Regions from separate parts of the Mus musculus genome. Here regions 2 and 3 are each linked to region 1. The links are chromatin loops, found by intact Hi-C in ENCODE. Cell type or tissue: gastrocnemius. All regions are shown on one strand. Links, peaks and the distances in the headings refer to the core of each region. The heading gives the core; the rest is flanking DNA. Region 1 has its middle 17 kb from the start of Tmsb10. Region 2 holds the start of Gm40377 (a long non-coding RNA gene). Region 3 holds the start of Gm31547 (a long non-coding RNA gene).

Region 1 (10,106 bases), core at 1,079-9,078:
AGCAGCCTCAGGAATGTCTTAACGACGGGCCTGCCCAGGCATGTCCTGTCCTGTTCTGCTGTGTTCTCGGCCCCAGGTTTCAAAGCTCACAAACAACTCTTTGGGCTATTTGACATAAATTACATGAATCACAGGTTTCAAGTTTTATTTTCTTTCGGTGGAAGGAGAGTACTGACTCCCAAAAGTTGTCCTCCGACTTCCACACATGCGCTTTGGCACTCACATATGAAGAAAAAGATATATTCATATGCATAAAATTAAGATAAATATTTTCTAAAAAAAAAAAGCCTAATAAAGTGTTACATACAGTTAATGCCAACAAGAAGCAGCAGTAGACAATATCCATGAGGCTGGCCAGAACTACTTAGTAAGACCAAATAAAAAACTCACTGTCTCTAAATTTTAAAATAAATAAATAATAAAGTAAAAATGGAGAAGCAAATAGGATACATAGGTAAGTAGGTGGTAGGTAGATAAATACTGCTGTAAATTTTGTGTATGGTTTTCTAGAATTCGAATGAATAGATTTATGTATCTCACACCTCTATCGAGATAGAGAGCTGAGATTGGAGTTGAAGTTCAAAGGTAGAACTTGCCTAACATGTTTGATCCCCAGCCCTGCAAAAATAATAATGAATAAATGATACTCATTATTAATAATATTAACATGTATAATAACAAGATTGAAATCTTCCCATATGCTATTAGCCATTTGTATCTCTTCTTTATGATAAACTCATATAAATGACCACTGCTTCTTTTCCTTTCTTGAGACAGGGTTTCTCTATGTAGCCCTAGCTGTCCTGGAATTCACTCTGTAGACCAGGCTGGCCTTGAACTCACAGAGATCTGCTTGATTCTGCATCTGGGTACTGGGACTAAAAGTGTGTGCCACCACAGCCAAACTATGGGCACTGCTTTGTCTAGAATTTGTGTTCCTTGTTCCTGGCCTGTAGGCTCTAGCATCTGAGTACTTGTTCCCCGGCTGGTGGTTCTATTTAAAGAAGTCTGTATGTAGCCTTCCTGGAGGAAGAACATCTCTGGGAATGGCTTTGAGACAAAGCATCATTCCTTGTTCACTATCTCTACTTGTGGTTAAGGATCTAAGATCTCATCTCTCTGGGCTGGAGAGATGGCTTAGTGGTTAAGAGCACTTGACTGCTCTTCAAGAGGTCCTGGGTTCAATTCCCAGCAACCACATGGTGGCACACAACCATCTGTAATGGGATCTGATGCCCACTTCTGGTGTGTGTGAAGAGAGCAATGGTGTACTCATATACATAAAATAAATAAGATCTCATCTCAACTCTCTGCTTACCGCCCAGCCACCATTTCTGCCGCCACCTGCTGCTGTGCTGTCCCTGCCATTACAGGCCCCAAGCCTCTGGAACTGTAAAACCAAATAAATTCTTTCTTCTTTAAGTCGCCTTGGTCATGGTGTTTTATTATAGTAATAGAAAAGTAACCAGTACAAAAGTTGGCAACAGGGAACAGGCTATTGCCGTGAGGAAACTGATAATGGTGGATTTTGGAGAGATGTAAAAGGCTTTGGAAATTTGTGCTTGGAAAGTGGTTAAATGTTATAAGCAGGGCTTAATGAGCCATTATGAGCTTGGAAGACAGACAGTGGTGAGGAGAGGAGCCACATTGCCTGTGGAGAACCAGCTTGAGAGATTTCAGAGGAGAACAATAGTAGCAACTGGGCTAAAATACTTAATGTGTGGCTCAAAGATTAAAGGAGCACTAGGAAGTGTAACGGAGCTGAATCCTGTGTTCAAGGATATTAAATGGAATTAAGGAAGTGGTGACCTCTGGGTAAGATCCCACTCAGCTAAGCTTATTGTTTATGTGTTAGAAGCTGAACAAGGGATAGCCATATCAAGTTAGGCATTGTGTGACCTGGTTATTGTTTCCATCTGGACATAAGGAGTTATGATTGTGTCTTCAGTTGACAAGGGATGGATTGTGGTGTCTATTCTCTTTGGTTGACAATTTGACTCTATCTGGAATAAACTACAATCCAGTATGGAATGCACACCTATGATCCAGATCTTGAGGCATAGTAACCATGCTTATAAAAAACTTATGAAAAGGAATTAAAGAAAAGCTTAGCTCTAAGCATAATGTTACATACCTTTAATCCCAGAAGACAGAGGCAAGCAGATCTCTGAGTTCAAGGCCAGCCTGGTACTGAGCAAGTTTAAGGACAACCAAGCTTAGGGGGCTGGAGAGATGAAGAACACTGACTGCTCTTCTGAAGGTCCTGAGTTCAAATCCCAGCAACCACATGGTGGCTCACTACCATCCGTCATGAGATCAGATGTTCTCTTCTGGTGCATCTGAAGATAGCTACAGTGTACTTAGATAAATCTTTTAAAAAAAAAAAAAAAAAAAAAAAAAGGACAGCCAAGCTTAGGCAATGAAGGAGTTGGAAAACAGAAAGCTGGTGATAATATAATAGAATGAGAGGCATGTTTCAGCCCCAGCACACACACACACACACACACACACACACACTGAGAATATAGCTCAGTTAGTAGACCCCTTGTCCACCATGTTTAGAGTCCTACTTTGATCCCAGTCAGTGCTACCACATCTGGTAGCATAAATATACCTCAGGAGGTAGAGGCGGGATCAGAAGTTTAAAGTTATCCTTAACTACTGTCTTAGGGTTTCACTGCTGTGAAGAAACACCGTGACCAAGGCAACTCTTATAAAGAAAAACGTTTAATTTTACAGTTTCAGAGGCTCAGTTCATTATCAAGGCAGTGTGTACCAGACGGCTTCAGACACATGGCTCTGGTTTTAGAGTCAAGAATAGAAGGGGTCAGCCGAGCGTGGTGGTGGCGCACGCCTTTAATTCCAGCACTCAGGAGGCAGAGGCAGGCGGATTTCTGAATTCAAGGCTAGCCTGGTCTACAGAGTGAGTTCCAGGACAGCCAGGCTTATACAGAGAAACTCTGCCTTGAAAAACCAAAGAAGGGGTCCCTGGGACAGTTGATGCTGGAACTATGAAATTAGTGGTGATTAAGAAAAGACCAGGGGGCTGGTGAGATAGCTCAGTAGGTAAGAGCACCTGACTGCTCTTCCGAAGGTCCGAAGTTCAAATCTCAGCAACCACATGGTGGCTCACAACCACCCGTAATGAAATCTGATGCCCTCTTCCGGTGCCTCTGAAGACAGCTACAGTGTACTTACATGTAATAAATAAATAAATAAACAAACAAATAAAAGTGTTTGTGCACCACCACTCTCTGGCTGATATTGTTAAAAAAAAAAAAGGAAAGAAAGAAAAGAAAAGAAAAGAAAAGAAAAGAAAAGAAAAGAAAAGAAAAGAAAAGAAAAGAAAAGAAAAGAAAAGACCAGCATGACTGAGGTGAAATCTTGAAATCTTCTGGGAAGTATTTTCTGAGAGCACAAAGAAGCTGTGTTCCAGAGATACATTGTTCTAGCAACTGAACTTGGTAATATATGTAAGAGTCACCCAGGTGGACTGGTTTTGAAGGCCATCACCATGAAGAGGTCATGGAGAGCAGTTGAAGCTTGGCACTGTGAGAGACCAGAAAGGACCATTGGTGAAGGTGCAATCTCAGTGGCAGTTGAAGGTCCAGGACTGAAGGGGTCATGCAAAGAAGTTGAGGCTTGGCATCATGAATAAAGCCTATGAGAGACTATGGGTGAAAGTACAGCCTACTTGTAGCAGAGGACCTTAGCATATTAGAGATGCCAGTACCATGGGATGATCACTAAGAACTGCAGCAACAGTGGAGTGGAGTCAGCCAGAGCCTAGAGTGCTGCAGAGAAGTGGCCCAAGCACTTTGGAGGAGCCCAGGAGATCATGTTTGGGTCCCAGGCACTGGAACAAGAACCTGTAAAGTTGAAGTTACCTTGGAGACCCCAAGATGTAAGAGATGCCAGAGCCATGTGATATCTGCTGAGGAAAGTGGCTAACAGGGAGTAGAACCAGCCCAAGAGAAAGAATTGTGTTGCAGTCAACAGTGCTGGAAGGAGTTGGACATCAGACATGGAGATACAGAGCTTAGAGTTTGCCCAGCTCGTTTCTGGTCTTGCTTTGGTCCAGTATTTCCTCACTATAACATTTTGGAATGGTAATATATATCCTGTAATACTGAATATATGTGATCTGTTTTTTTATTTTTATTTTATAGAGAATTTCAGTTAAGAGATTGCATGAATCTCAGTAAAGACTTTGAACTTTGGACTTTTAAACATTGTTGAAACAGTGAAAGTCTAGGAGGACTTTTGAAATTGGACTAAATGCATTTTGAATCGTGTTATGGCTACAAGCCTATAAGAGCCAGGGAGTGGAATGTGGTGGTTTGAATAGGTTTGCCCCCCCCCCCTGCCATAGATTCATGTGTTTGAAGGCTTGGCCCATAGAGAGTGGCATTATTAGAAGGTGTGGCTTTGTTGGGATAGATGTGGCCTTGTCGGAGGAAGTGTGTCTCTGTGGAGGTAGGCTTTATGATCTCATATATACACTCAAGATATACTCAGTGTGGGATCAGAGCCGTCTCCTGGCTGCCTGTGGAAGTCACACTCAGTGTGGGATCAGAGCCTTGTCCTGGCTGCCTATGGAAGATACACTCAGTGTGGAATCAGAGCCGTCTCCTGGCTGCCTGTGGAAGACAGACCCCTTCTGCTGCCTGCAGATCAAGATGTAGAACTCTCAGCTCCTCCAGTGCTATGTCTGCCTACACACTGCCTTGATAATGAACTGAGCCTCTGAAACTGTACAATTAAATGTTTTTCTTTATAAGAGTTGTCTTGGTCATGGTGTTTCTTCACAGCAGTGAAACCCTAAGACAGTAGTTAAGGATAACTTTAAACTTCTGATCCCGCCTCTACCTCCTGAGGTATATTTATGCTACCAGATGTGGTAGCACTGACTGGGATCAAACTAGGACTCTAAACATGGTGGGCAAGGGTCTACTAACTGAGCTATATTCTCAGTGTGTGTGTGTGTGTGTGTGTGTGTGTGTGTGTGTGTGTGTGTGTTTAATTTAGACTAAATAGTGAGGCCTTGAATTCACTAACCAGTAGCCAAGGCTGGCCTCAAATTTAAGAATTAGATTCCAGGTATGAGCAACCACAGCTAGCCCTGTTCAGTTAAAAGAACAAGCAAACAACAACAATAACAACAAACCTGAGACAGGATCTTATGTAGCCCAGGCTGGCCTCAGACTTATAATATGGCAAGAGTGACCTTGGGCTGCTTGAATCTCCTGCCTCTATCTCCCAAGAGGTAGGATTACAGGGGTGAGTCGCTAAGAAAGGCTTCTTTCAAGCAATTTTGAAGTTGAATCCCTTTAAATGGCACTTTCTCTCTCACCAGACCCCACCACTGCCCACTAAATGCACCCTTACATTGTCAATTTTCCCAGAGGCATCTCCCTCTGTGACAAGGAAGGCCCATGAGTAACTTTTTATGGTGCCAGAATCCAGTTCCTGTTAGTGATGTTGGGGGAGTAGCCCCTCTATCACTATCATTGTACAACTGTGGGTGCCCAAGCTCCCAATCACAGATTGCTTGGCTAAACCCTACCTGGCTTTCAGACGTGGAACTAAAGGGCAGCTCTCCTGTTCACCTTTATCATCACTGTGATGTCCCATTTCCAAGATACCATCACCTTCCCTCAACTGGAATTCAGTTCTGCCCGGGAATGCCCAATGAATTCTGTGTGGTTTTGAGGGGAAACAGATAGCTTTTATACAAGGTTACAAGGATCTCAATCCACCTAGGCTGTGGAACCAGGCTAAGCAAAGACCAGACCTGAGAAAGGGCGAAAGTCCACCATCTAGTGGCCCTTGCTGGTATAGCAACAGATAAATGGACACATTTCATATTGGCTTTTCTGTGATCATGAACAAAAATTAAAACTCAGAGAATAGTCTAATACCTAGAGACCACACCATACCAGAGACAGCAAACAAAGGAATAGAACGAAGCACAGTAGCATAAGCTTGTGATCTCAGAACTAGGGAGGCAGTTTCAAGACAGCCAGGACTATGTGGAAAGAACCTGTCTTTAAAAACAAACAGACAAAACTATTTCTATTTATTTTCCTCATATATATATGTATGGGAGGGAGTGGCTTGAGTCCATTACACCATGCATATAGAAGTCAGAGGCCAACTTGTAGGAGTCCTTTCTCCTGCTACCATGTGTACCCTGAAGACTGAGCTTAGGCCATCAGACTTGGCAGCAAGTGCCTTTACCCCCTAAGCCATGTCATGGGCCCATTCCTGTCTCAACTGATCTGATAACTAATTGTTCAAAGGTATACCAGCAACAAGATCAATAGTATGACAATGTATCTGTCAATTACATTGGATTTTGTAATACATTGTAATTGTATTTAATTACAATGGATAAATGAAATAAAGGATACCAACATTTATAGAAAGATACAAGTCCCCGTTGATTCATGGGCAGGTGATTACAGCAGTCAAAGACCAAAATGACTGAGTCTTGACTTCCAAATTTAAAGATATTGAATCTATATAGTTGTCTTAGTTAGGGTTTCATTGCTGTGAAGAGATACTATGACCAAGGCAACTCTTATAAAGAAAAACATTTCACTGGAGCTGGCTTAAGGACTTCAGAGGTTCAGTCCATTATCGTTATCGTCATAGCAAGAAGTGCGGCAGCCTGCAGGCAGACATGGTGCTGGAGAAGGAGCTGACAGTTCTACATCTTGATCCAAAGGCAGGAGGAGACTGTGTGCCACACTGAGTGTAGCTTGAGCAAGGAGACCTCAAAGCCCACCCCGCAGTGACACACTTCCTCCAGCAAGGGCACATCTCCTAATAATGCCACTCCCTATGGCCTATGGGGGCCAATTACATTCAAACTACCACAATAGGGATGACTTTCTCCTTTGGAAATAGAGGGGGAAATGTCTGAAAGGTAGGGGAAGGGAGATCTGAGGAGGAACTGTGTGGCTAGACAAATGGAGAAGTGTCCCGGGATACAGAAGTGTTGAACAGAAGGGGCAACCTGGAGATTCACATGAGGGTCTCAGAGGAGAGACTCTTCCTAGTGAAGCTGGAAGAGGCAGAGGGTGCAGGGAGCACCCCAGTACCCCTAGAACAAGAAAGGAAGAATTCTCAGTCAGCTAGGGCCAGTGTAGGCCAGGGTCCAGCCAGCTATCTCCTGTAGAAAAGGAGCTACAGGATAATCAGGCCAGTGACAACTGTGACAACACATTCAGATAGAAGCTGCCATGGAGACCAGGCTAGCCTTGAACTCATAGACATCGGCCTGCCTTTGCTTACTAAGTGCTGGGATTGAAGGTGTGCTGGTTGAAGAGACACTTGGTCTCTTGAAGCATCTTCTATGATGACAAGACTGACCTAATCAGTCCCACCAGGTAAGAAGCTTTACAGTGTGTTGCTTGCCGTGCCAGTCCAAGCCTACCGTTACCAGCTCGGACTAAAGAGACACCTACATCATCACACTTTTCTTGTTCTGCAAAGAGGCCTGATTGAGTGCTTATATATTCCTTAGATTTTTTTTTAGACGAAGGAAAAGCAAAGAGGAATCATAAATAAGTGCCCGAGTGTAACTGAAAAGTTACTTTTATTGGGGGTTTCTCATGGCCAGATTCTCTTTTGTTGATTTCTTTGTCAGGGTCTCACACAGCATAGTCTTGACTCTAACTTGTTATATAGCTAAGATGACCTAGAACTTTTGGCCTTCCTGTCTCCATTTCCCAAGTGCTGCAGTCTGGTTTACCCGGTACTGGGGACTGAACCCAGGGCCCTGCGTGTGTGAGACAAGCACTCTACCAAGACACACACACACACACACACACACACACACACACACACACACACACACGGTTTTACATCCCCTTCCCATCCCCAAAACAAAGAAACAAAATAAATATAGGCTAGGGAGAGCACTACCTGATGAATGGAAGCCAAGGTCTCGCAGCTCTTCAGAGCCTAACCCAAGAAAGCTACTCTCATTTGCCTTACATGCCTGGCCCGTGAGGTACTACCCTCTCTTGAGTTTTCCAAAGGAAATAAGGGAGATGCCTCTGACTCTCTTCCTCCAAGGACGAGAGGATCACCTGCTAGGTCCCTTTCATCTCTGGGTGTACTCTACAACATTGGGCTAAATTTAAAATGTGAAAAGTAAAAAGAAAAGGTTTGAAAGAAGGAGAAAGGCAGAGGACAAAATTATTTTATGGAGACAAAATTAATCCAGATTTTGATACTGCCAGAAGCTGGGCTCCCTGAGCTTCTGTGGCCTTGAGCTCCCAGGGCAGGTTTTAGAAGGAACCAGAATCCCGACATCGGTAGTGTCCTGCCTACGTGGTAGCCGTTAGACTCTGGTTTCAGTTTTAAACATGTGTGGCTTGAAAGGGGACTTTCCCCCTGGAACAGGAAATGCTGATGACAGACAGAGCCTTGACCAGGGACCAAACTTGTCAGAAAACATCTACATCTGGTAAGCTATAGTGACCAAGCTGATGGAGTAGCCACACAGCTGCCAGTAGTTAGCCAGGCTAGCCCTAAGCAGGTGACCCAGAAGTCTGAGATTCGGGACCTTTTCAGAAGCAAGCCCTGAATTTGTGAAACCTCAAAGCCTCTCTTCTTTTGTAAGAAGTGTAGCAAATGAAAGCTAACACTATGATAAGCAGCTGTTACAGACAGTAGACTCATGCTATGTCGACCTAAGGAATGAAGTGCCAAGACTGCCTTTGGGCAAAGGATAACTGAGGCAGGACATGGTGGGACACAACTGTAACCCCAGCCCTCAAGAGGCTGAGGCAGGAAGCCTGGACTACAAAGAAACACTCTTTCTTAAAGTAGGGGATGGGGGGGAGGAAAGGCAGAGCATATCACAGTACAGTGCTCTGTCCTGTGATCCAAGCAGTAAAAAGTGAAGAAAAGCCACCAATGAAACAGACACCAAACCACAAGAGTAAAGCCATGAGGTTACGGCACCCGCCCTAGAGACCAGAGCAGTGATCCCTAAACCAGCTTCACATTCAGTTAATTTCTTGGTGGTGACCACTTCTGAATTTTAAAAGCCCAAGACCGAAAAAGTAGGCTGTTCCTATAATGCCAGCCCTTAGGAGGAAGAGACGGCAGGATCAGGAGTTCAAGGCTATATAGTAAACTACGAGGGGGGTTAGGGGTGGGTGAGGGAAGGAGGGAGGGGTAGAGGGACAGGGACAGGGACAAAGACAGACAGAGTTTTTGATCTGGCATACCTTTCCCCCAAATAATCCAAACCTAGAGAAAGTAGAGAATGAGTTTGGGACCAGAGAATGTGATAGGGATTAAACCCACAGCCCCATGCTAATCTACTATGCTCTCTATACATACATTGTATTCGCACGAGAAAAAGTTTCCTCTTTTTTTCCTATAGTATAATATGACACAGCTGCCTTGTGTTTCCCCCCTACCAGTATGTGTTACAGGGTGTTCCAGATCAGTTCAAGAGTTTCGCCGGGCGTGGTGGCGCACGCCTTTAATCCCAGCACTCGGGAGGCAGAGGCAGGCGGATTTCTGAGTTCGAGGCCAGCCTGGTCTACAAAGAGTTTCCTCCCCGATCTCATTTCTCCACAGCATTCTGTCGAATGGCGCCTTTACCATTGTGCAGACCACGGGGCTTCTTTCTGCGCTCAGAAAGTTACCAGCGCTGCTGCAGTAATAAACTCTGGGAAATCTGACTTTGCACAAGAGAAGTGTAGTCCCTAGGAGGGAAAAAAAATGAGAACAAAAGAATTAAGGAGAAATGGTGACATATCTTTGTTGATTGCTGCCAAATCGTCCATTGCTGCCAAATCCCTATGGTCCATGCCGATCCCGCTGCCCCACCTGTAGCGCCCCAGCTGCAAATGGATCCATCCTGACCCCCGATCTGGAAAGCTACTTTTCAAAGGCCCCCATGTTGGCTACCTAAGTGGGCACAACTCTGGAGAAAGAGACCCTTCCTCCAGCCAAAGCTCATTTGCTATTGGACGCTATCCAACTGACAAAGTGCCTCCATCAGAATGGCCTGACAGCAGAGATTTAAGGCATTTTCTCTTTTTTTAATTTTTAAAAAATATTTATTTATTTATTAT
Region 2 (10,106 bases), core at 691-8,690, 290 kb before region 1:
TTCAGACTTAAGACTGCCGTGCAGGAGAGCCCGGAGCCCAGACAGTGCCGGTGGAATCGCACCTTGGCCAGGAAGGCTTAGCCATACACACCTCTGGCTTCCCACTGGAAGCCAAGCCTCTTGTTGAAACCCTGAGTATGGACTTGGGGAGTCCTGGACTTCTCTCTCTCTTCTCTCCAGTGCAGCCACATTGAGTAAATCTCACCTTTCTAGTGTTTTGCATTGCTTGTTTATTTAAGTGACCTATCCAAGATGGATGGTCAAGTCTAGCTTGCTAGGGCTTCCCAGGGTCTGTACCCTGACACTAACCAGCCCACAAGAAAACAAATCTATGGAGTGCTTGCTGGTCTCCATGGTTCTGAGGGAGCTTAATGATCAGAAGCCATTCAACAAACACCCAGCAGGGCCCTCTGCCCTCTGCTGTTGAAGACCAAACCAGCTGTGAACAGGTATGTAAACAAAGTGGCACACTGACCCAATAAAACTTTATTTATAAAACCAGGTAGCAATCTGAATTCAACCCAGAGTATACAGTTAGCTGACCTGTGCTGTGTGCTACATATATGGACAAGATATTGTATATATACAGATTCTATATTACACTGTTTGAACAGACTAGACACTATATAGCCTGTGTTTTATACGTTTGCCTGGACAGTATACCATTCTTTTGAACAAAATGAGGTAATGTATATCTGTGACCCATGTTTCATTAATTGTATTTAACACACTATTCATTCAAAACAGATAGCTTTACCTCGTTACCTTATCGGTTATATCAATCTATATTATATTTTATTTGAACACACCCTCTTTAAAAAGCTAAGAACAAGTTCCTTATAAAAAAATATCCTTGTGCCTTTGATCAAATGGTTTTAAAAGCCAATGAACATCTGTTGCCCTTGTAGGCCAGAAAAGGAGTCAGAGTCCCCTGGCATTGGAGTTGCAGGTGGTTTTGGACTGCTCTGTGGGCGCTGGGACTTGAACCCCTGTCCTCTAAGTGCTCCTCGCAGCTTAGACCTCTCTCCAGATCCATCCCCAGCTTTCAAAATCAACAAATATTGCAAAATTCTCTCAGAGGCACTGTACATCCTGTAGGCAAGAAATTTTGGCCAACTTTAGGTGATTTCAATTCCTAAAGTAAAGGGGCCGGTGAAAACGATGGCACTGGATGTCTCTGAAAGACCCTACACCAGTGGTCCTCAACATTTCTAATGCTGTGACCCTTTAATACAGCTCCTCATGTTGAGGTGACCCCCACCCCCAGCCATAAAATTATTTAAGTGCTACTTCCTAGCTGTAATTCTGCTACTATCATGAATCATAATTTAAATATCTCACATGTAACCCCCTTCCCCCCAAAGGAGTCATGACCCACAGGTTGAGAACCACTGCTTTAAATGAAATGGCCACCCAAAGACGGGGTAGCTACACATGTAGTTCAAATGACCCAAAGGAAGCCAGAGTGGGGTACTGTTGGCAGGCGCAGCAGCCCAAAGACAGGTGATGGAGTGAGATGTTAGGCTAACATATGGAGAGAAGGACTCGCCTGGGACTGGCTAACAGGGAAACTTGCTTAGTTTTAAGGAATGATCATAACATGCAAGGATGTCAGGAGGCATTGAAAGGAAATATGTCAAATAGCCCAAAGAGTTGTTTGTGAGCTTTAAAACCTGGGGCTAAAAAAAATAGCAGAACAGGCCGGGACATGCCCGGGCAGGCCCATCATTACCTGTCCTGACTGGCCTGGTACCTCCCTATCTCCCGCCCTTCTGACAGTCTGTTGATGTTTAAATGGACCAATCATGTGAAACCGCACCAATTCCTCCCCCAGCCCCACCCCTTTTCTATAAAAGTCCCTAGCTTCCAAGCCTCGGGGTCGAAACCACTGTCTCCTGTGTGAGATAAGTTTCGAACCAGAGCTCCGCCATTATGGCTCCACCATGTGGTCGACACCTCTGTCTCCTGCGAGAGATATGTGTCGGCCCGGAGCTCCGTCATTAAACTACCTCATGCTTTTACATCAAGATGGTCGTCTGTTCGTGGTTGTCTGTTCGTGATTCTTGGGTGCGTGCCGAACGACAATTGAGTGGGGGTTTCCCCACTAGGTTCTTTCAGCATGATGTGGCCAATCAGAAAAGAGTAAGCGACAGTAGCAGGGGCAGGAACAGGGACTTTGAGTTTACAGATATGTTATGACATAACAAACATAGAAGAGAATCATTTTTCTTTCTAGAGTTTCTTGTGGCTCCTTGTTACTTTCTATCAGTCAGAAGATTGGTCACCCTCAGTTCTGACAGTCATTTTTATTGTGGAATTACCAGAAAAAAGTTCTGCAAAAGTGTTGTACGTAGACCTAAGACACAGGGTGTTTAGGAGGGTAAAGGCTCAGAGAAGAAATGAGGGAAGAATGCTATTGTCCTCAAATGTGTTAAAGGAGATCGTGAGGATACTGCAGAAGAGAGCTGATGGCTCTGCCACAGACGGGATTTCTTACAGTAAAAGTCTTCTCACAGGGTCATAGAGTAACATACGTTCTGCAGGAGAAACCCAGTCAGGCATGGTGGTGCAGCCTTTAATCTCAGCATTTAGAAGGCAGAAGCAAGCGGATCTCTTGAGTTCAAAGCCAGCCTGGTTACAGAGTTCCAGGATAGCCAAGAAGCTACACAGACAAACACTGTGTTATAAGAAAAAGAGAGGAAGGAAGGAAAGAAGGAAGGAAGGCAGTTGAGGTTTTGTCTTTTGCTATGTGTTGTAATGCTAAATACTGGCCCTCAACGCCTGGTTGCCTCCAGGGATTAGTGAATCCACTAACTAACTTAACTTAAAACTATTGGTTGAATAAAGATGCTGACACCCTATAGCTGGGCAGAAGAGAGGTAGGTGGGGTTTTGGTTCCCTGGCTGGGAGTCTGAGGCAGGAGCCCTGGGAGCAGGGTGGGGATACGGAGAGAGGAGAAGATGCTATGGGGTGGGTGTGTCATGAAAACATGGCCCCAAGGAATGGCCAACTGGAGTTAAGAGCTGCCCAGTTGGAACACAGCAAGTTATAACTCGGGGTTACTGATGGGGAAATAGATTCTAATAGCTCAGAGGGTAGATACCTACCCAGCTCTAGTGCATATAAAGGTTGTGTATCTTTTATCTGAGAACTGAATGATCAAAGGCTGGGTAGAAACCCCTGATTGAGATTAAATATTTGCAACAACAAGAAAGAAAGAGAGAAAGGAAGGGAGGGAGAGAGGAAAGAAGGGAGGGGAGGAAACGCCTACTTGCTGGGCACCACTCCTAACTTGAGTACTCTAGAGACCCTTTGTCCAGGACAGCCCTTAAAACTTAACATGCAGGAATTGCTGCTTTCGAAATGTGGTGCTGGCTGACTCGGGAGTTGGAGGCAGGAAGTTAGAGCCTGTGTATCTAACAAGTTCCAGATGACACAATGCTACTAGCCCGCAAACCACACTGTGAAGATTAAGGACTTAAGCCAGAGGCTCTGGGACTTGATTGCACACTGGAATCCTCTGAAGAAAAGGGGATGTTTCCCTTCCAAAAACTTTTAATTCCCAGAATAGAACTACCCAAGACTGACCATGGTTTATCATATATATATATATATATATATATATATATATGTGTGTGTGTGTGTGTGTGTGTGTGTATATGTATATATGTATATATGTATATATGTATATATGTATATATGTATATATGTATATATGTATATATGTATATATGTATATATGTATATATGTATATATGTATATATGTATATATGTATATATGTATATATGTATATATGTATATATGTATATATGTATATATATATAAACAATGTCTCAACTACAAGAAAATATAGTAATAATTATTGACTTTCATAACTTCTGAGAAACTAATCTCTCAAGTTTTTTACAAGTCTAAGAAACTACTAGAGCCACAATTCCTAACTTATTTTGTAGTATATTCATTTGACCACAAGATGGCGCCAAAGGAACAAACTATGCATCAGGAAACCTTGCAAAGCCGACGCCCCCCCCCCCCCCCCCACACACACACACACACACACAAAGCTAAGAGATAGAGACCACCTTCCCAGGTCTGAGGAAAAATCGATCACAGAGTCCTTTAAGAAGTGATCACATTTATAGAAAACAATATGTATACACAACCGTAAACACAATTTCCAAAGGTCTACAGGACCTGAAATTTAAATTCTCCCTTACCATTATCCATCTATCCTTCTTCATATCTCCTGCTTCATAAAGAAAATAGAACCTGGCCCTACCTAAATCTTCCGATTTGCTCACTTCACCCTCCATCTTCCTCTCACTGTCATAGAACAGACTCGGTTTTTTTTAAGGGGTTTTAAATATTTATTTTGTGTATGTGGTGGCGGAGGTCAGATGACAACTTGCAGAAATCAGCTCTTCCCTTCCACTGTGTGGGTTTGGGGAGTCGAACTTCCGCTGTCAGCTGTGGCAGCAAGCCTGCTTAGCCACTGGACCATCTCTTGGGCCAGATACCATTTCTTTTCATTGAAGGTTAAATTACCCTGTCCCTGATCTGTTCCACCCTGATTTCTGCCAAAGTTTGTACCTTCTTGTGTCAGTTTTACACCCACTCACTTTTCTGATATTTAGAATAGCATAAAGTCTTTATTTTAAAATATAAAAAGCCAAAGGCTATCACACAGATGTATGTCATGAACATTTATGGCTTTCTACCATATACTTTCTGAGTTTATATGAAGTCAGCGCTTATAAAAATGAAGTCATATCTGTGCGTGTGTGTGTGTGTGTGTATGAGTGTGTATGAGTGTGTGTGTGAATGTGTGTGTGTGTGAATGTATGTGTGTGTATGTGAGTGTGTGAGTGTATGTATGTGTGTATGAGTGTGTGTGAATGTATGAGTATGTGTGTGAATGTGAGTGAATGTGTGTGTGTATGTGTATGTGAGTGTGTGTGAGTGTATGTATGAGTGTGTGTGTATGAGTGTGTGTGAATGCGTGAGTATGTGTGTGTGACTGTGTGTGACTGTGTTATGTGTGTGAGTGTGTGTGTGAGTTGTGTGTATGATTGTGTGTGTGAATGTGTATGTGTGTGAATGTATGTGTATGTGAGTGTATGTATGAGTGTGTGTGTTTGAGTGTGTGTGATTGTGTGTGTGAGTGTGTGTATGTGTGTGTGACTGTGTGTGACTGTTATGTGTGTGAGTGTGTGTGTGACTGTGTGTGTGAGTGTGAGTGTGAGTGTGAGTGCATGTGCATGCCACGGGTGGTGTTCCTTAGGCCCTGTTCACCTTGGAGGTCTCTAGTTGGCCTGAGGCTCACTGATTAAGCTGGGGTGGCTGACTAGAGAGCCCCAAGAATCTGCCTGCCTCTGCTTCCCCAACACGAGCGTTACCAGGGTCCCACGTGTGGATTCTAGGCAGCAAACTCAAGTCTTGTTCATGCTTGCAAGGTAAGCACATTACCAGCTGAGATACCACCGGAGCCTCCTAGCCTTTTTCTTTTTTAAAAAGTGCTTTTAGTAATGGTGTCTACTTGTAATTTCTGTTGCGGTAAGTAATGAAATCCTTGGGGAAAGACTACGTGTCTCTCTGACAACTGGGACGATAGACTGTTCCATTTCACAGGTCAAGTAACCCGAGAGAAAAAAACCCACAGGCAGAATGAGAGATTATGGCTACCAAAGAAGGGGAACGTGGGCTGCATCTCTGATGCTGTGGTGGCATATTCTATGTCATTTATTTATGTATTTGCTTATTTATCTGCCTGTGTAACTCTGGATGTCCAGGAACTCACCTTATAGACCAGGCTGTCTCCTGAGTGCTGGGGCTAAATGTCTGTGCCACCGTGCCTGGCTGGCATCTTTTAGTGTTAATAGCAAACAATAGCTGGGCAGGTGCAGTGATCAACAGTGGTCCACACAGTACAGAACACTGCTTCTCTCACAGGTTACTTCTACTCCCCGAGCCTCTTTACAATCTAGCTGTCTTTGGCTAGAATCTGTTTTCTAGTCACACTCTGTGGCTGGAAAAAAAAAAAAAAGGACCCAAAACAACCAAAAAAGCCCATGCAGACCAAAAGCCGCTTTAGGGAAAAACGCATTTATTTGGCTTACACTTCCTGGTCATAGTTCATCATTGAGGGAAGTCAGGGCAGGAACCCAAGCAGGAAATTGAAGCAGAAACCATGGAGGAGCACTGCCTGCTGGCTTGCTCAGGCTCATGTTTAGCTTACATAGCCTGGGACAACCTGCAAAGGGAATGGTGTCACCCACAGTGGCCTTGGCCCTTGTATACCAATTAACAATCAAAACATTCTTTCCACAGGCATGCCCACAGTCTAGTTTGATCTGGGTAGTTACTCAATTGAGACTGCCTTCTAAGATGACTGCGTCAGGTGGCTCTGCCAAGTTGACAGTTAAAACTAACTCGGACATTCTGGGTGTTTTTCAAAATCGCAATTAACTACTCAATAAGAAAGCCAGTTTGGGAGTAGGGAGAAATGAGGAAATGTTGATCAAGGGGTACTTAGGCTGTCCCTAGCTCTGAGAAATAAGGTCTGGTGTTGTGATGGTTTGTATATCCTTGGACCAGGGAGTGGCACCATCTGAAGGTGTGGCCTTGTTGGAATAGGTGTGACCTGGTTGGAATGGGTGTGTCACTGTGGGTGTGGGTATAAGATCCTCACCCTAGTTGCCTGGAAGTCAGTCTTCCACTAGCAGCCTTTGGATGAAGACATAGAACTCTCAGCTCCTCCTGTGCCATGCCTGCCTGGATACTGCCATGCTCCCACCTTGATGATAATGGACTGAACCTCTGAACCTGTTAGCCAGCCCCAATTAAATGTTGTTTTTTTATAAGACTTGCCTTGGTCATGGTGCCTGTTCACAGCAGTAAAACCCTAACTAAGACAGGTGTTTATTGCATATTTATTGTGTACAGTTTTAAAAGCTGAAAGGAAGCATGGAAAATGTTTACAGATCACAGCAGCTCCTGTCAGGACCCCAGCTGCCATACGCCATGCTCCCGGGTCATCAGCGCATAGATGTTTCTTCTTCTGCCTCTACCATGGTCAAGAAGACACAGCCAGATGTACTTGCCAGGTTTCTTAGGAGCCAACGAAATAGGATTTGAAGAGAAAGATATTGCAGCCAGTGAAGACACTGGGGAAGTGTCTAGCTGCCTGAAAGACAGTCTTCTCCTGGCAGCCTTCGGATCAAGATGCAGAACTAACTCTCAGCTCCTTCTCCAGCACCATATCTGCCTGCATGCTACCATGCATAATTGATAATGGACTAAACCTCTGAAACTGTAAGCCAGTCCCAATTAAATGTTTGCCTTTATAGGAGTTGTCTTGGTCGTGGTGTCTCTTCATATGAATACAGGTGCTAGAGAGATGGCTCTATAGTTAAGAGCACTGGTTGCTCTTCCAGGGGATCCAGGTTCGATTCCCAGCATCCACAAGGCAGCTCATCACCATCTGTAACTCCAATTCCAGAGGATCTGACATCCTCTTCTGCTCTTCAAGGGCACCAGGCAGGCATGAGGGGCACAGACATGCATGAAAGCAAAACTCTCATTCACGTAAAAGAAAATAAAAAATTAAAAAGAATACTTAATTTTCTTCAAAATAATATCAATATATCCTGCCTTTCCTCGCACTCAAATAACATGAATGGACAACACAATTTTTAGGATCATCAGTGTGGCTGGCAACTCATCTCAGAGAGTAAAGGTGTTTGTTACCTACCGAGCCTGGAAACCTGAAGTTTGACGCCAGGACCCACAGAGAAAGGAGAAAACCAGCTCTCCGATGCTGTCCATTGACCTCCACACGTGTGCCATGGCAACACACACAGCCGCAGGAAATAACAAACAAGCAGACGAATAAATAAACAAAATGTTCACTAAGTATCTTTAAAAGAAAGAAAATCCATTGGTGTTAACACATGTTTTTTATTTTAATTATATTTTTATTTAACCCAATTCACTTAAAATATTGTTAGTTCATGTAGTCGATACAAAAATTAGTGAAGTATTTTACATTATTTCCTACATTCTACGTCTTTTTGTTTGTTTTTTTGTTTTATTTGCTACTATTTGTTTTGTTTTATTTTGTTTTGTTTTGTTTTGTTTTGTTTTGTTTTGTTTTGTTGAGGCAGGATTTCTCTGTGTAGCCCTGGCTGTCCTAAAACTTGCTCTAAAGACCAGGTTGGCCTCTGCCTCTGCCTCCCAAGTTCTGGATTTAAAGGCATGCGCCATCACCACCAGGGTTCCAAGTCTTAGAGTATATTTTATCTTGTTGATTTAATTTGAAAGTATATTTTATCTTATTGATTTAGTTTGAGACAGGGTCACAAGTATCTCAGGCTAATGGAATATAATCAACACTGCCCCTAACTTCTGCATTAGCATATTACCTGCAAAGACAAGAAATAAATATCATTTAAAGTGAAGGAAAACCAGTATTTTAAAATTCTAGAAATAGAAACTCAACAACAAATTAAGCTATCCCTACCCTCCTTTAAAAAAAAAATGCCAGCACATTACACATGGTGGCAAGCTGCTTTGAACAAACTGGGAATAAACAGTAGGCCAGGGAGTCCCAGAAAATCCAAGCCAAGAGCCTGGAGGCCAATGATGTCCGGGGACGCTGCCAAATGGGGCAAAGTTGAAATTCCTGTGAGTGCTGAGAGTGGAATGTGACACCTCAGCCTACTGAGGCTTGGGCTTCTCTCTCTCTCTCTCTCTCTCTCTCTCTCTCTCTCTCTCTCCCTCCCTCCCTCCCTCCCTCCCTCCCTCCCTCCTTCTCCCCCTGCGCTTCGCCCTCCCCCACCTCTGATGGTGGTCTTGTGGAAGTTTGAGTACAAAATCCTACCTGCCCGAAGAAGCCCTCTCCAGCACACAGCGTGCAGCCTAAAGTGGAGAACTGAAGGCCTGGGAAGGGACAGCACCCCATATAAGGACATGCGCAGGAAGTCAAAAAGTGGGGAGAGAGGCTGAGAGCCTGAGGCTGTGCGGCTTCCCAAGGATCCAGGGCTGCCCTTTCAATGCTATCCATCCTGCTGCTTGGATGCCTTACTTAGCATGCCTGATGGGTCTTTCCTGTTTATCTTTCTCCTAACATCCGACCTTCGTCATTAAATAAGACCTTTGCTGCTAAATTAGTGTGCACTCATAAAATGTGTCATGTTAAATTTATGAGCTTCTAAAAAGCCAAGTTGCCAAATATATATATATATATATATATATATATATATATATGTATGTATGTATGTGTATGTATGTATGTATGTATGTATGTATATATATATATATATATGTATATATATATATATATATATATATATATAGTGTTTAAACACTCCCCAGGGCCAGTGAGATCGGTCAGCAGTCAAAGGCACCTGCTGCCAGGCGCAATGACCTGACTTTCATCCCCGGCAGCCACATAATGGAAGAACGGATCCGAACTAAATTCTCCTCTGGCTTCCACATACACACTGTAGAACCTACACACACACACACACACACACACACACACACACACACACACACAAGCACTCATGCGCGCACAAAATAAAATGTTTTGTGAAAACTGTAATGTGTTCCCTGAAAACTTCACATGACAAGAGACAAAATGTCAGCCCAATACTCAGGGCGCGTGTGAGGAGAGGTGGGGTAGATTGAGTGGTCTGTAATCTATACTCCAGCTCTGTATAATCTACTTGACGATAGGCGGGCTCAAAGGCGCACTCTGTTTTCTCGGCTTCTGTTAGCGGGTGGCTATCCAAGGCACGGTTAGAAAGCGGAGGAGAAAAAGAACGTAGTTCCAGCAGTGATCACGACATTTTGTAGGTTGAAAAGCAGCCTCTGCCAACCCGGGAAGCAGTTCCCCAAGGTAGGTGAAAGGGCTTCCATAGTTCGCCCAACCTTCGCCTGAGGCTCTTGAATCTTTCACCTCAGCATTTTAAGATGTGGGCGAACGTCAAGTCATACTCAAGCCTCTTGAGAAACAACAGATACCTACAGAAGGTTGGATTGCAGATCATGGATCGTCCAGAAACGAAGGAACACATAAAAAGACGGGACCTCCTATGCCTGCTT
Region 3 (10,106 bases), core at 1,494-9,493, 69 kb before region 1:
GTAAATACAAAATAGCGCAGGAGTGGGTAGTGTAAAAACTATTCCGTACAGCCCCTCTGACAAAACCAACCCATCCCCAGCATCTAGTGAGATGCTTAACATGCTAAATGTAATGAAAGTGTCTATGGATCATGGAGAGAGCACCCTATACACCAGACCCTAAGTAGGAGACCTACATAGCCCACTGATGGCCCTGCATGCAAACCAGATACACGCAGCAGTGTGGGGCCCAGGAGGTGTGCTGTAGTAGATTCCAGAGGGTGGGAGCCACACAGCTATTGACTCACATATACATGTCATAAACGAACATCTGCTCAAAAGATGTCTATTTTCAGGAGACTCTAACAATTATCTCCTTACACCCTGTGATGGTTTGTATATGCTTAGCCCAGGGAGTGGCACAATTAGAAGGTGTGGCCTTGTTGAAGTAGGTGTGTCACTGTGGGTGTGGGCTTTAAGACCCTCATTCTAGCTGCCTGGAAGAATACTTTCTAGCAGCCTTCAGATGAAGATGCTGAACTCTCAACTCCTCCTACACCATGCCTGTCTGGACACTGCCACGCTCCCACCTTGATGATAATGGACTGGACCTCTAAGCCTGTAAGCCAGCCCCAATTAAATGTTGTCCTTATAAGAGTTGCCTTGGTCATGGTGTCTCTTCACAGCAGTAAAACCCTAGGACATACACTATTGTGTCATATGACTGTAGCCCCCCAACACTGCTGCGTAGCTGCCCATCAGTCCTTGAAAAGAGAAGCATTTCCAATGTGTATTTTCCTTTATCAGTGTCTCATCCTGCCAGAAATCATAATTCTAACACTCAGGAGGCTGAGGCAGGAGAATTCCAAGTTCAAGAGCAGCCTGGGCTACATAGTGGAATTCTGTCTCAAAGAAAACAAGAATTCTTCTCAATTGGGTCTATCAAGATCAGACCAGACTATGAAATTTTTTTAAAGATTTATTTATTTATTTATTTATTTATTTATTATATGTGAGTACACTGTAGCTGTCTTCAGACACTCTAGAAGAGGGTGTCAGATCTTGTTACAGATGGTTATGAACCACCATGTGGTTGCTGGGATTTGAACTCAGGACCTCTGGAAGAGCAGTCAGTGCTCTTAACCACTGAGCCATCTCTCCAGCCCCCAGACTATGAATTATAAAGATGACCATTTTTAAATTCCAAGAGATCAGACAACGTCTTGGCCCGGATCCCAGAGTTACTGAATGAGGAATGTCTCTGTTTTGAAAGCCAGCATTAGCACCCAAACCGCAGGAGTCCAGAGGGACAGACCAGCCCTGATGACCACCATATGGCTGTGGTAAGAATTTGCATGCCAAGAAGCTGCAGTTGGGGGCAGAGGGAGGGACCTGTCCGTGACAGGGACCTGAGAAAGACAGACTCAGGCACATTAGAAACCGCTGTCGTTCCCAAGCCACCCCACCCCCACCCCGCCTCTGTGTCCACCCAGTGGCTTTTTATCTTCCCCTCTTTAAAGACAGGAATGTGTATTAGTACATTAATTAGGTGTTTGGGGCCATTTCCACCAGAAACCAAATGGCAGAACATTAGGAGACCAGCCAACTGTCCCACGGTTCAGTGAGTGCTAAGGGCCTTGATAAAGGAAAGCTCAATTCAGAGTTCGCCCATCATTAGCCTCTGGTAATCTTGGGCATGGATCTAGCTCTCTGACCACCGCTGAGCACAGCCAGGCCATGAGGATTCCTCCCTGGGTCTCGGCCCCTCTCATCTACCCTAGTCTGGGCCTGTGTGAACACCATGCAGGCACGCCAAGACACGACAAGGGGAGGCTCCCATGACCTCAAGTTCACCTGATCCTTTCAGCTCAGCTGAGGCATAAAATACCTAAACCCATGGACACCTTGAGAGGAAGTGGCCCAACTTGCAAATACTACACAGGGCAGATTAATATTCCATCAGTGAGGAAGATTAAAGAGCCACCATGGCTGCGGGCAGTTGCTAAGCCTCCTACCTCACTGTCTCCAGGCTGGCAGCTCTTATGCATTTAAAAATGAAATTTGGGACTGAGCTTGGTGCAAAAGCACTTGCTGCTACTATAGAGGACCTAGGTTCAATGCCCAGTGCTCACAATCTTTTATGAAATCCAGGTCTGGGGGAGCCAATGCCGTCTCCTGGCCTCCATGAGCACCTGAACTCACATGATATGTGTACACAGAGCCAGGTGCATACATATAAAAACAAGTAAATCTTTTAAACTGCAAGACACACAGGACACCAGAGGTCAGACCTCTCAGTAATTCCCTGTTGTTGTGGGCAAGGAATGCCGTCCCTCCCTCCCTTCCTCCCTTCCTCCCTCCCTTCTTCCCTCTTTGTTTTTGTCTCTAGACCATGTCCTGCAGCTAATTATTTTTTTCTTCTATGGTTCCAGCCAGAGTTGCTTCATCTTGCTATCACTCATAGGATCACTCCCTCCAGAACCAACTTTCACTCAGTCCCTGTCTTAAGTCAGAGTTTCTATTCCTGCACAAAATCATGACCAAGAAGCAGTTGGGGAGGAAAGGGTTTATTCAGCTTACACTTTCCACATTGCTGTTGATCACCAAAGGATGTCAGGACTGGAACTCAAGCAGGTCAGGAAGCAGGAGCTGATGCAGAGGCTATGGAGGGGTGTTACTTACTGGCTTACTTCCACTGGCTTGCTCAGCTTGCTTTCTTATAGAACCCAAGACTACCAGCCCAGGAATGGCATCACCCACAAGGGGCCCTTCCCCTTGATCACTAATTGAGAAAATGCCTTACAGCTGGATCTCATGGAGGCATTTTCTCAACTGAAGCTCCTTTCTCTGTGATAACCCCAGCCTGTGTCAAGTTGACACACAAAACCAGCCTTACAGTCCCCTATGCCCCAGATCTTCCCCCTCATCCACCCTGATGTTTGTGAAGCACTTACTCAACACAGGATCTCAGCATCTACCGATCCAGACTCCACATATCTGCTTTTCAGACTCCACTCCATCTGGTTCCCATTTGATATCAGCCAGAAGAAAACTTCCTTGAAGAGGCTCCCTCTAAACCCAAACTGTAACTAGTACCCTCCAACACACATACACACAAACATATGACCACACACCACAATGCTTGTGCTTCCCTGGCTTACTGACTCAGAATCTGGTTTCGTCACCAGACTGTGTACGTCACGAAGCCAGGATCAACAGCTTTCCAGTTTGCCCAAGTACGCACATAGCTGCAAACACACCAGAGGAGCTCAGCCTTCGCTTTCGTTTAAGGGACCCTGGATTCCAGCCTCTCTGGTATAATTCTGCCGGAGGCTTCCTGCCCCTTGGATTTAGACTCTTCTATCCACTGCTGACCCACAACCTAGCCACGCTAAGAATGTACTTTCTCTGAGGACCAGTTCTAGCAAGCATGCTTGTCTCTACAAAGCTGCCAGCTCTGAACAGTTACAGAATGGTCACAGAACTTCCAAAAAGGGGGTGAAAATTGAGTTCTTTGTGACCTTTATTCTCACTACATTCAGGCTTTAATGGGCCCATCCACACATCCATATTTGTTCTAACAGGTATACACACAAGGCTAGAATCAAAGCAACTACCTTAAATGGGGCGACAGGCACATAGGGAAGGTTACCCGATGAGAGGCCTCCCATCTCTCCCAGTGCGAAGGACATTCCTGTGTCTGTTTGACTCACTATTCCCAGGGAAACCCAGATGCAGACATGCTCTGCCCACCTCCTCTGCCTCACCTCCTCTCCAGACACTCTTAACTGAATGGTGTGGATCCGATGAACTTCGAGTGGCATCAGTCCTGGGACTTCTGCTCCTCCTGGCCTGGAAGCCCTAAATCTCTAGACAGGAGCAGTGGGGTGGCAGCGATGGAAAACACACACAGAGAGACACACACAGACACACACACAGAGACACACACACTCACACAGAGACACACTCACACAGACACAGACACACACTCACACAGAGACACATACACACAGACACATACTCCACACAGATACACACACACTCACACACAGACACACACACACACACAGAGACACATGGAGACACACACACACAGAGACACACACACTCACACAGAGACACACACAGACACACACTCACACAGAGACACATACACACAGACACATACTCCACACAGATACACACACAGAGACACATGGAGACACACATACACACACACTCACACGGCTTCCAGTGCCAAGGCTTCTGGATCCAGGACTTCCAGAGCGAAGCTGGCCAATGGCCAAGCACGGGGAAAAGCTTTTATTCTTGTCTCTGTACAGCCAAGAGTTATTCGTGTGACATGGTTCCCTCCCTGACACTTGCGGCTCAGGACATCATGAGGGGCCTAACGTTCAAGTCCACCAAGGGCAGCAGTTCTTACCTGGTTCTCCAAGCCACCCACAAATCCATGACATTGATACCTTTGGCTCTCCCCATGTATCCTCATAGGCTACTCTCCCAATCTCCCGGGCCCACGATGAAAATCCAAGATTTGTATATGGCATTTTCTTGGTAACAAACAGATCCACAGTGTGTCCAGAAAGACAGACCATAAAAGGCAGGTCAGTTAAAGACGTTTGGAAAGGGCTTAGAGGCCACTGGCGTTTTTTTTGTTGTTGTTGTTGCTGTTGTTTTTTTGTTTTTTTTAACCTGTAGGCCCTGCATATCAAATATTTATTTTTATTCGATATTTAATTTACATTTCAAATGTTGTCCCCTTTCCTGGTTTCCCCTCCAAAAACCCCCTCTTCCCTCCCCCTTCCCCCTGCTCACCAACCCACCCACACCCACTTCCTGACCTGGCATTCCCCTGGGGCATAAAGCCTTCACAGGACCAAGGGCCTCTCCTCCCATTGATGACCAACTAGGCCATCCTCTGCTACATATGCAACTAGAGCTATGAGTCCCACCATGTGTACTCTTTGGTTGGTGGTTTATTCCCAGGGAGCTCTGGGGGTACTTAAAAAAAAAAATCAAAGTGAATGCAAACCCTGCTTGTCCTGTATTTTAAAGATTCATTTTAGTGTGTGTGTGTGTGTGTGTGTGTGTGTGTGTGTGTGTGTAGGAGGTCATAAGAGGGTACAACATCCCTGGAGTTGTACTTATAGATGGTTGTGAGCTATCCCATTGTGATGTCTTGTATATGCTTGGCTCAGGGAGTGGCACTATTAGGAGGTGTGGCCTTGCTGGAGTAGGTGTGTCACTGTGGGCATGGGCTTAAGACCCTCACTCAACCTAGCTTCCTGGAAGTCAGTATTCTGCTAGCATGCCTGTCTGGACACTGCCATGTTCCCACCTTGATGATAATGGACTGAACCTCAGAACCTGTATGTAAGGCAGCCCCAATTAAATGTTGTCCTTATAAGAGTTACCTTGGTCATGGTGTCTCTTCACGGCAGTAAAACCCTAACTAAGACACCCATATAGAAGCTAGGAACTGAACTCTGGTCTTCTCCAAGAGCAACACGTGCTCTTAACTACTGAGCCTTCTCTCCAGCCTCCCACCCTGTATCTTTTTGAAGGTTTTATTCAGAAAGTTGTTCTCCGGTGGTTGGTGGCCAACCTATCACCAGGTGACGTGCTCAGGAACTGGCCACCAGTCCCCTCCCTCACCCTGGCCTGTACTCACACCTGAATGGCCTCTCCCAGAGGGAACAGATATTTTCACAGCTAATAGGAAACTCAAACTTGCTTCTAGCTTTCCTCTAAAGGTGACTCTAGTCTCCAGACATCCTTTTTACAAGTTTTTATTTGCCTGTATTTGTAGGGAGAGAGGGCTTCTGGGTCTCAGGATTGAACTCTGAAGATCCAGGTTGGCAGGAAATGCCTTTACTCGATGAAAGCATGAGCCATTAGAAGGACCTCTGCCCACCTTTGTCTAGGATGAAACTCATAAGGATGAAGTTTCCTCCCGCGAGGCTGAGGGTGAGAATTCCAGGCCGCTAGGAGGATTCCAACCACTAGGGGGCAGTCTCCTAGAGCAGCTGTAGAGCCCATCCGCCTCAAGTTGGGCTCTCCTTCCCAAACCAGCACCAGTCAGGGCTGACCTCAGCTTTGAGCTACAGGGTTGCAGAACCTGGCAGGACAGTTACTAACGGCTCTGTGGAATAAAAGGGGGAAGGCAGATGAAAGAAAAGCCAAGAAGGAAAAAAAAAACCTCAACCAGGCAAAAAATAAATCAGGAAGTTCCTCACATGGCAAATAAAGAGAAATGGCCACTTTCTGAATCTGAGACACGCACACATGAATATGCACATTTAAAAAAAAATTCAGCCAAAAGAACTTAGAATTTATTTTTTATTCGTGTGCGTGTGTGTGTGTGTGTGTGTGTGGAGTTGCCCGTGGAGACTTAAGAAGAAGGTGTTGGATCCCTGGAGCTAGAGTTACAGGCTGTTATGAATCACCCAATGTGGGTGCTGGGAACCAAACTAGAGTCCTCTGAAAGAGCAGCAAATCTCTTAACTTCTGAACCATCTCTAAAGTCATGAAAGAATTATTCTCGAATAAATTTCTTTGTGACTTACTGCCAGGGAATGTCTCATCTGTATACCCGTGAGCAAAAGGAGCCACATGTGGAGAAAGATTTAAGAAGCCCAGGTTGGGCTTTCTGAAAGCCTTTCTGTCCTCTGTCCCTCCCTGCTGTCAGTGGCATGCCACCTGCTGGGGTGAGACAGGATTCAGCCTGCAGTGTCCATCCTCAGTACCTCCCCACTCCTTCTCCTCAGACCTTCCCACCAAGTGATGCACTGCCAGTCACACCCGCTGGTTCCCATCTCTCCACCCCAGCATCCTTGTGCAAAGGGATACTGGTCCCCATAGGGGAGACGACTCCCATGCCTGCAGAGCAGAGCTGTCACATGCACATTCTCAAGGCGTCAGCCTTGATCCCTTCTGCTCCCTGACAGCTGGCGCATGCTCTGTACCACATCCCCTGAAACCTCTGCCTGTACGTGGGCTCCTGGAGTAACCTTCACTGATTGATGCCTGTCTGTTTCTGAAGATGCCTGTTAGCTGCAACCAATCCTTGGGTGACATCTAAGCCTGCCTTTTTTTATATTTAGTGCTCCGTGTGACTTCTAGTCTTTGCCCTCGGGACACCCTAGTGTGCATACACGGTGTCTTTGTTCTTCAGCTCTACAGAAGGCAAGGGCCTCTCACCTGAGAGCTATTCCGGCTAAAGAGTCTGATTTCCGTGGAGCAGTAGTTACAGGCAGTTACGAGCCGTCTTCTGTGGGTACTGGGAACCAAACTTGGGTCCTCTGCAAGAGTGGCAACCATTCCTAAGCACTGAACCATCTCTCAGGCCTCTTATTGATTTTGTTAATTAGAAGTTTTCTTTTTTTTTCCTTCTTTTTTTAAAGTACGTGTGCACATGCATGTGTGTAGATATGTGCTTGCACGAGGCAGAGGCTAACTATCAGACTCTACCTTATCTCTTGAGGCAGGCCATACACTGACTCGGAGAGCGCCATTACAGCTAGTCTCCACCAGCACCCAGAGCTGCTGTTACCTGTGCCACCACACTCAGCTTTTGAAGTGGGTATTGGGGATCCGAACTCAGCTCCTCAGACTTGCACAGCAAGCTCTTTGCCCTCTGAGCCACTTCCCCAGTCCCAGAACTTCAACTCTCTGATGCACTGATGTGGCATGATTCTCCTTGAGGGGAAGAACACGTACCAAGTTCCCCAAACACACTTGAGACCACATCACGAGAGCAAGGCTCACTGGATCATGGTTGGATTCAGCCAGACTCAAGGTATTTTGCCAGCTACATGTTTTCCTTGGCACTGGAGATCTAGGAGGGAACAGGAAATGCTGGCATCAGCTGGAATAGGGGCTGGCCAGACTCTACCAAGCCCCTGACACTGAAGAGCCTCTGGTACTTTCTCACCCCCTCTTCCTGGGTGTATATGGTGTATAATCTCCCACAACTACTTTTCTATCTGCTTCTCAGACACCTGCACATAAGAAGCTCCATCTACTGGGCTGTTCTCTCCTGGGCTGAAAAAGTACAATTTGGACCAGGTGGACACTGCCTGAAGTCTTCAGTAAGACATTTTCAATTCTCTAGAGACTATGAATTTACGGTCTCAAATCAGCAAAGGACTCTCTTCAGCCCCCCAGGCCATCTTCCCACCCCACCCCAGCCCTAGCTCCAGCCCAGGCCCTGAAAGTTGGAGAGATTTACTACCAGTGTGTTAGTCTTCCCACCTGTAGGTAAGGCCCTTGTCCTAAATGAGTGCGCATCCACAGACATTTACATAGATTGGCTAATCCAAAGAGAACTGAAATAGAGTTCAAAATCAAATAAGTCTTTGGGGTCTTTTGCTATGTCCTCGTGTGACAGAAAGCAGAATCGCTACTCAGCCCAGTGCTGTGTAAGCCCCTCCTCCTGCCTTGTTTTTTGAGATAATCACACATAGCTCAGGCTGGCCTCGCTATGCAGATGGGGATAGCCCGAGTTTCTGATCCTTGGCCTTTGCTTCTTGAATGCTGGGATTATAGGCATGTGCCACCAACCATTTGTGTGGCGCGAGGGATGAGGTCCAGGGCTTCACGGATGTTAAGCAAGGACTCTTCCTTCTGAGCTGCATCCCCAGCTCCGGGTGAGCCCCTTTCTTAAGGGCCTGAATTCCATACCTAAGAAAGGAGACATCATGTCCGGATCCCTTCTTAAAAGTCCCACACTACGACACCTGAATTTTGGAGGTGAATGTTGAGACCACAGCACCCCTCATCTCCCTGGTTTTTCTAATAGTCCCTGTTCCTGTTAGGAACCTGAACCCAAGAGATTAGGGACAAGGTCCTGCCAGGAGTTATCTTAGCATCCAGTTCCCCAGGAAGGCAGTGAAAGGGAGTGTGGAGTCTGGGACTGCACACCAGCCGAAGCTGCTTCTGCTTTCTTCGGGCAAGTTAACTCTTTAACTCTTTGCTAGTCTGTGGCCAAACGCTGCTGACTTTGGCATTTCAACCCCTGCTGACAGCAGCAGGAGATTAAGGGGGAACAAACGCTTAGTTACCTGGCTCTCTTAGGACCCCTTGTTGACCAGTCAAGAGAATCAGAGTTCCCTACTAACTCTTCGTGAGCCAAAGAGAAAAGAAAAGGAAGGAAGGAAGTCACACACACACACACACACACACACACACACACACACACACACTGGTCAAGACCAACCACCTGTTTCATCAGTTTCACAAGTGCACTTGCATATTTATATACATACACATATACCTACATACATATGAATGTACAAACATATAGACAGTCATGTATACATATATACATTTACTGGATGAGGCAGAGCCCCAAAAGCCACACTTTATTTCTTCTTTCTGGCAATTTATACCTTCTTAAACAAAAGTTCGTTATAAGATTACCTCATAGGTAAAAGGTTACACAGAAGGGGAGCTACAGAAGGAAGCTGATAAGAAGTTCAAAGCATCGTTTTAGTCTATGAGCTCAATATAAGTTCAAAGCCACAGTTTCACATGGTCTTGCTTTATTCGTGCACACCTATGGCCTCATCCTTGGACCTGACCTAGAATGAATGTTTTCCCTTGAGCACAAACCTGTTCCAAACCTATTTTTCTTCTTAGTACAGTTTATGAAAGCTCTTTATATTCCTCATTATACAGACTTTACTTACTATTCTATGAGGAGGGGGCACATTCTATTCTTGATTCTAACTTTATTACATCTTTCTGGCAAAACAACTAAAACCGTCTCTTTAAACTTTCCCCCTAAAATTATTTGAATCAAATCAGGAATTCTATAAAGTCATTAATTCATCTAAACAGCATTAATTCATGGAAAGTCATCTTCATGTTGATCTGCAGGAAATTTGCCCAGGAATCACTGGGCTATGAAACAGTGACAGGAAAGGCACATCAGCAGAGAGAAGCAATCCAGGGATGAAGTCTCTGGAGCTGTACCTGTCCAGAATGTACCCACTGAAGGCCATGTAAAACAGTGGGTCATCTCCAGGAAACTGACTTGCTTGCTCTCATAGCCTTTCCTAGATGGCTTCTGTCAAGGTCCTAGTTTGTAAAATCCCATCCTACTTTACTTTCTGTTGCTGCTATTC

Evidence for each region. Hi-C counts contacts between places; a loop is a spot of excess contacts. Peaks named below come from ENCODE experiments on the same cell type or tissue, not always from the same donor. Only the 100,000 strongest peaks of a DNase experiment are listed, where the experiment ranks them.
Region 2: a loop joins it to region 1, with 7 times the contacts of the local background. A loop is called at or near these places in 27 of 42 quality-filtered maps.
Region 3: a loop joins it to region 1, with 5 times the contacts of the local background. A loop is called at or near these places in 36 of 42 quality-filtered maps.

What each region holds. Positions count from the first base shown.
Region 1 is chr6:72,936,384-72,946,489 of GRCm38, reverse strand. No RefSeq gene overlaps it. Among named protein-coding and RNA genes, the nearest start is that of Tmsb10, 17 kb to the left of the region's middle. In gastrocnemius, for the core only: a CTCF peak has its summit at 5,835 (motif pointing left); a DNase peak (open chromatin) is centred at 5,808.
Region 2 is chr6:73,221,877-73,231,982 of GRCm38, reverse strand. It overlaps Gm40377 (a long non-coding RNA gene), which reads right to left and starts at 9,186. Exons shown (of 3, transcript XR_869180.3): 1 at 8,881-9,186; 2 at 7,753-7,830; 3 at 6,149-6,252. It also overlaps a transcript of Dnah6 not described here. In gastrocnemius, for the core only: a CTCF peak has its summit at 3,960 (motif pointing right); a DNase peak (open chromatin) is centred at 8,664; H3K27ac peaks cover 1,165 bases.
Region 3 is chr6:73,006,165-73,016,270 of GRCm38, reverse strand. Gm31547 (a long non-coding RNA gene) reads right to left here and starts at 9,171. Exons shown (of 3, transcript XR_377768.3): 1 at 8,542-9,171; 2 at 7,699-7,816; 3 at 5,540-6,121. It overlaps Gm20560 (a long non-coding RNA gene), which reads right to left and starts at 4,361. Exons shown (of 4, transcript XR_001785283.2): 1 at 2,934-4,361. In gastrocnemius, for the core only: a CTCF peak has its summit at 5,988 (motif pointing right); DNase peaks (open chromatin) are centred at 4,252 and 5,993.